Regions from separate parts of the Homo sapiens genome. Here region 2 is linked to region 1. A link is a contact called in ENCODE Hi-C or POLR2A ChIA-PET data. All regions are on one chromosome and are shown on one strand. The core of a region is the stretch at or near the end of the contact, and the rest is flanking DNA. Distances in the headings are between cores, read along the strand shown. Region 1 holds the start of HHLA2 (HHLA2 member of B7 family). Region 2 overlaps HHLA2 (HHLA2 member of B7 family).

Evidence for each region. Hi-C counts contacts between places; a loop is a spot of excess contacts on that map. ChIA-PET counts read pairs that join two places held with the same protein, here RNA polymerase II (POLR2A). Pooled maps may share reads with other maps.
Region 2: POLR2A ChIA-PET joins it to region 1 with 11 read pairs in activated CD4-positive, alpha-beta memory T cell. The contact joins the enhancer-like site here to the promoter of HHLA2 in region 1. A Hi-C loop is called at or near these places in 1 of 168 maps with a recorded cell type or tissue (naive thymus-derived CD4-positive, alpha-beta T cell), 6 of 37 single-sample maps with no recorded cell type and 12 of 50 pooled maps. POLR2A ChIA-PET finds 5 or more read pairs at or near these places in 4 of 52 experiments (WTC11, activated CD4-positive, alpha-beta memory T cell, activated CD8-positive, alpha-beta T cell and 1 more).

The regions. Positions count from the first base shown.
Region 1 is chr3:108,295,125-108,297,824 of GRCh38, forward strand. It overlaps HHLA2 (HHLA2 member of B7 family), which reads left to right and starts at 1,424. Exons shown (of 10, transcript NM_001282556.2): 1 at 1,424-1,475.
Region 2 is chr3:108,344,383-108,347,082 of GRCh38, forward strand. All of the region lies in intron 2 of HHLA2 (HHLA2 member of B7 family), which reads left to right. Among named protein-coding and RNA genes, the nearest start is that of HHLA2, 49 kb to the left of the region's middle. Within about 2 kb of position 1,254, at least 3 of the 41 ENCODE cell types and tissues checked have a DNase peak (open chromatin) inside an H3K27ac peak, as active enhancers do.

The DNA of each region.
Region 1 (2,700 bases), core at 174-2,673:
CTTTGGACATTACTGACCACATCAACTTTAACCTCCTGCCACACATGCACACTCAGGGGAGAGGGCAAGGTACATTTGGGGAACTCCCCCTCCTCTTCCCCATCTCTTCCTTGACTTCCTTCTTCTCTAGTCAGAGTCATCCATAGTGAGCCTTCTGCTGCCCACTGGAAACTGGGTTGAAAGTCCCAGCTACTCGGGAGGCTGAGGCAGGAGAATGGCGTGAACCTGGGAGACAGAGCTTGCAGTTAGCCGAGATCGTGCCACTGCACTCCAGCCTGGGCGACAGAAAGAGACTCTGTCTCAAAAAAAAAAAAAAAAAAAAAAACGAAAAACAAAAACAAACAAAAAAGAAAACGTTGGCGTGGGTGACTTTGGGGATTCTAGGAAGAGCCCTGGCGCTTTCAACCCAGTTTCCAGTGGGCAGCAGAAGGCTCACTATGGATGACTCTGACTAGAGAAGAAGGAAGTCAAGGAAGAGATGGGGAAGAGGAGGGGGAGTTCCCCAAATGTACTTTGCCCTCTCCCCTGAGTGTGCATGTGTGGCAGGAGGTTAACGTTGATGTGGTGAGTAATGCCGAAAGGCTATAAAGCTAGACAGGGCCCTATGATTATATGATCAGGGGATTTGTGTGCTGTGCCAAGGCTTGGATGGCATCCTTTGTTCCAGACAGAAGGGTCCTGTTTATTGTCCTCCTAAGGTAATTTTTGTTCACTTTGTAACTTTTGCTCCCATGCACTCAGCAAACAGATATTGACCAGCTACTATGTGCTAGTAAGTAAGTGGTAGTTGTTTGGGATACAATAGTGAGTAAAGCATGACTCTTAGCATCTGTTGTATGTGCATGCATGCCATGCATGTGACACTGAGGGAGAGAGAGATTAAATGATATGACAGCATAGAGGCTGGGCACTGCCCAACTTTCCATGTGGAATTCAGAGAGGTCTTTATTTCTCTGAAGTTGAGTTTAAGCTTGGGTGTTCTAGCGACCAGAACTGTAATGGGAATTGTAGGTGCAGATGAACTTTGTGTAGGGTTATGGTTCTTTCTCACAGAACTATTGGCACCCACTGCAACCAGCTACACAATTTTCTTTACAACTCTGCAGCAAGCTAGACAGGTCACAGGCAGTCCAACCTCAGGAGGTTGCCTGTATCATGTTGATGGTGAAGCTGACACCATAGCATGGAAACCAGAGTCCACTGCTCCCACAGCTCAATGCTTAGCTGTTTCAATATGTTGTCTGAAACTGCATCTTCTAATTCCTGGACTTTTCAGATCTGTACTGACTCAGATCTGGGTGGGGCTTAGTTTGAAGGAGGGAGTCCTTGGTGATGATGTGATTTCCTTGGTCTGTCATAGGTAGCAAATCAAACGTACCTTGGACTTTACTCTCTGAGAAACTCATAGCTGAATTCAATGTTTATTCTTATGGACTACTTAGCATTTGACTAGACGGTATGAATTTCTAAGTAAGGTAAGGATTTCTTTCTAAGTTGTTTATACCTAGAACTTAAAAGTGGGCATGAATAAATCAAATATGGGTGGTTTTTAGTTGACACTTTATTTTCCCGTTAGGAAAAAATTAGTGACTGATCTTTTAAATTGATTTAGTGCATATACTATGTATTGTGCATATGCACCAAACAAATACTTAGTAAAAGGTTGTCTTGAAGGAACATGCTGATATATTTCAAATAAAAGAACTTAGCAAAAATGAGGAAAATACCTAACATTCTGGTAAGACAGTGAAAGAGGGATGAGCAATGTTTGTTTTGAAAATTATCTGCGAACTTTAAAAAAATCTCTAAGAGTGTATTCTTACTTGTAATTGTTCATCTAGTTACACTACAGAGTTTTATTAGCTGCTCCAAGATGCACTGCGTTCCATTCTGTGGTGGAAACAAAAGGACCGTAGTAGTGGTTATCTAGCAGAAGAATCGTGATCTTTGAATTCTAATACAAGAAACTTAGAAGTCTCCTAGATATTTCCACTGTCTCAGGGAAGAATCATTAAGTTTATGTCATTTTTTAATAACTAAAACAAGATTCAAAAAGTTAAGATTCAATTCTCATTGGGTTTCTATTGTTTGGGACTTTGGATAATAGAAAAAAATATGAACAGGTAATTTAGGTTTTTTTGTGTTACTGGTACCTGACAAAACAAACTTGAGCTTCCCATTTCCTAGAAACTTGGAGGAAATAATTTCTGTCCAGAATGGCAAATTGGTGTCATATCCCATTATAAGCATATTTTAATCAAAAGATGCAATAAAGTGTAGTGGTCAAGATCATAGTCTCTAGAGTCAAGTAATCCTTGGTGCATTTACCTGCTTCATCATTAACCAGTTGTATATTTTTCTCAGAGCCAGTTTCCTAATCTGTAAAATGGGGGTAGACTAGTATTGCTGTGAAGATTAAATGAAATTTATTAAAGTGCTTAGCAAAGTGCCTGGTATGTAGAAAGTGTTTAATAAATATTATTATTTCAGAATATAGATGTAAAAGACAAATGATTTCCTATATAATCATATTGAGTAGCCTGAAAGTTTGGTGGCTCTTAAATAAATCCATGAATGAAGGCTCTGCCTACTTTTGGCGTGTGGCCCACCAGCATGTTCTATCAGTTGGCCTGAGCTGGGAAAGAAACCAATTCCTGTGTTGAGTTTTCCTCCAGGTGCTTAAAATAGACCATAGCTTAA
Region 2 (2,700 bases), core at 4-2,503, 49 kb after region 1:
TGATTTTTTTTCATCTTTGTTGTGACTTGCTTTTATTTAGCTTTTCCAAAGCATTCATCTTATTCAATTAGTCATTGAAGATAGACCAGGTTTGGTCTTGTCCTCCCATTTAATCAATTAACATAACATTTTGTTAAATTATTTGATGATAACCCACTGAACTGCAGGGGGTAGAAGTGTACAGAAAGAGTGCACTGGCTTTCCAGAAGCACTTGGTGTGCCATGGGCATCTAGCAATATGTTTTACAGAGAAAAAGGTGACTAAGAAGTCCTTGGCCTCACATGTGCACATGTTCAACACTAACTTTATTTAATGGAGTTTTGTTCAATTGCTCACTACCTTGATGTATTCGACAAAATGCCTGCTGTCTGCCGTGTTAACCCTGGCAATTTCTTTTGTCTGTTTTCTTGGCTTTGCAGCATTCTTGCTAAACAACAACAACAACAACAAAACCCCACTCTGTCTAGCTATATTCTTTCTGATATAGAGAGCTATTAAGGAGGATTATATTATCTACCCATTTGACAAGAAGAAACATTTCGTGATTGAAGGCTGAGCTGGAAAATGGTCCCTGGAAGCAGGAGTAGTTCCCTGGACTTTACCCCACCTTGTGTAATGTGGATTCCTATTCAAGTGCTTCATCCTGGGCTCTGCTTCCAGGGAACCAACCCCTCCCAAGATGGGGAATTGAGGGCAAGTAAAGAGAGCAGTGTTCTCATTAACTGTATGAAAGCTGTAAGGAAGATTGAGAAGGAGGATGACACAGAGAAAGATGCTAAGAAAAAAATGTGGCTTCAGGTGAAGGCTCAGCCTGAACCCAAGGGAGCTCTGGGCTACAGGATGTTTCTTGCCTTGAAGCCACCACTGGGGCAGGGAGTTGCAAAGCAACATAACCTGAGAACTGCAGCTTCCATCATCCAAGTACAATCCTCCAAAGAAGGCTGAAGTTATGTGAGCAGGTAGCAGCAGCTAAGCAACACATGTGTGAAAACTAAATTGATAAAAGCAGTAAAAGGGGATCTTTGTAGGTGATTAACTGCAAATTCACAGAATATCAGATAGTAAATGTGTGGTATTGTTAAAATAACTACTTTTATTGGACCCAATTTACGAGCCTCCCTAAATTTTCTGGGTTTCTCTTGTCTCTTGGGCCCTCAACTGGTTAGACAAAAAGAGACCAGCCCCAATTTCCAAATGTCACCAGCTGACCCGTCTCCTCTGGGAAAGCCAACTTCAACATGTCCTCTATTATGCCTTCCTCCTTGGGAAGTGCAGCAGCTGCAGAATCCAGACATGACCCAAGGAAACACACAGACTGCGGTTTCACCTTTCACCTGTTTCCAGACTCAAACACAAAGCATCATACAGTTAAAATGCCACACAGTAAGGCATGGCATTTGGCTTTCGTAGTGCTTTTCCCAAGGGGCCATAGGCACAACCAGGAAGAGCATAGGAGCTAATGCCAATGGGGAAAACTTTAACCACTGGGGGGCAACTTATAGATAAATTCCTTTTTGCTCTCTTCCTCTGATGGATTGTTTTGAGCTGCTGTGGTTCTGTGGAGCATGTCTAGAGATTGTCCCTTGTGACTGAGCAGGTGGCTCTATTTTCCATTCTGAATCTGTGGCTGGCAAAGCAAGCACCACCTAGTATCTGTTTTCCATTCTTCCTTGTTTCACTTCCCCTTTTCCCTCACTCTTCCTGCCCTGCAATTGCACCTCCTCACCTCCCCCAAAACGTTAGCACATAATCTTAGCTTGATTTCCAAAATCAAAAATAAAAACACACCAAAACAGAACCGAAGGCAAAGACAGCACCCCTAGAGATCAAAGTTTCAGTACATGTACAAATCCCCTAAATGGTGGGATTTCACTGTGAAACATCAGGAGAGATATTTTGAGTAAAGAGAGGGTAATCCTGAAATTGTTCTTTTGTTCTTTTTCTGTCTAAACAGTCAATCTTATTAAAATCTAAGTGGATGCTAAGGAACATCCCCAGGATGCTACAAAGAGTTTTCCTTTGTTAAGACGTCTTTTACAAACTAGCTCGGTGTCATGAGCACTGTGGTGAGGCACAGAAAGTAAAAACAATGCAGAGGAGAATGTAGCAACCTAGAAGCTGCTTTTCCTCAAAGGAGTGCAGAACATTCATGAACTGGCATAATGATGAGAGTGATGCAAAACATTCTTATGTTTCAAAAAAGAGAATTGACCTGTTCTTGTGGCTCTGGTCAGATTGAGACCAGCAGTTATGAGGCCAGGACTAGTCTTTTAAAAAATATATTGACAGATAACATTATATGTTTTTATCGTGTACAACATGATATTGTGAAGTACACATACATTGTGAAATGGTTTTGAGCGTTACTAATGTGCAGGCTAGAGAATCTGTCCCAACTGCAAGTGATGTTTGCATCATCATGTCACAATTAGTACTGATGGCTGTGGTCAATTTAGTCTGGAGCTATTAAGATGGGTATGGGGGAGCTGTTCTGTTTTCGCTATTTTATGCTTGTAGAAATGGCCTCAATTTTCTCTTCTGTCTGATTAGTCTTAGCATATGGATTTCTTTTTTGCCATATTCTATTGCAGAGGCTGCCTCTCTCTGCCTTTCTCCCTCACATCTGGAATCCAGCCAAAAGTACCAGAACAAGATGCTTCTCACATTTGGGCCCTTTTGTAAGGGTGCTGATTGCAACT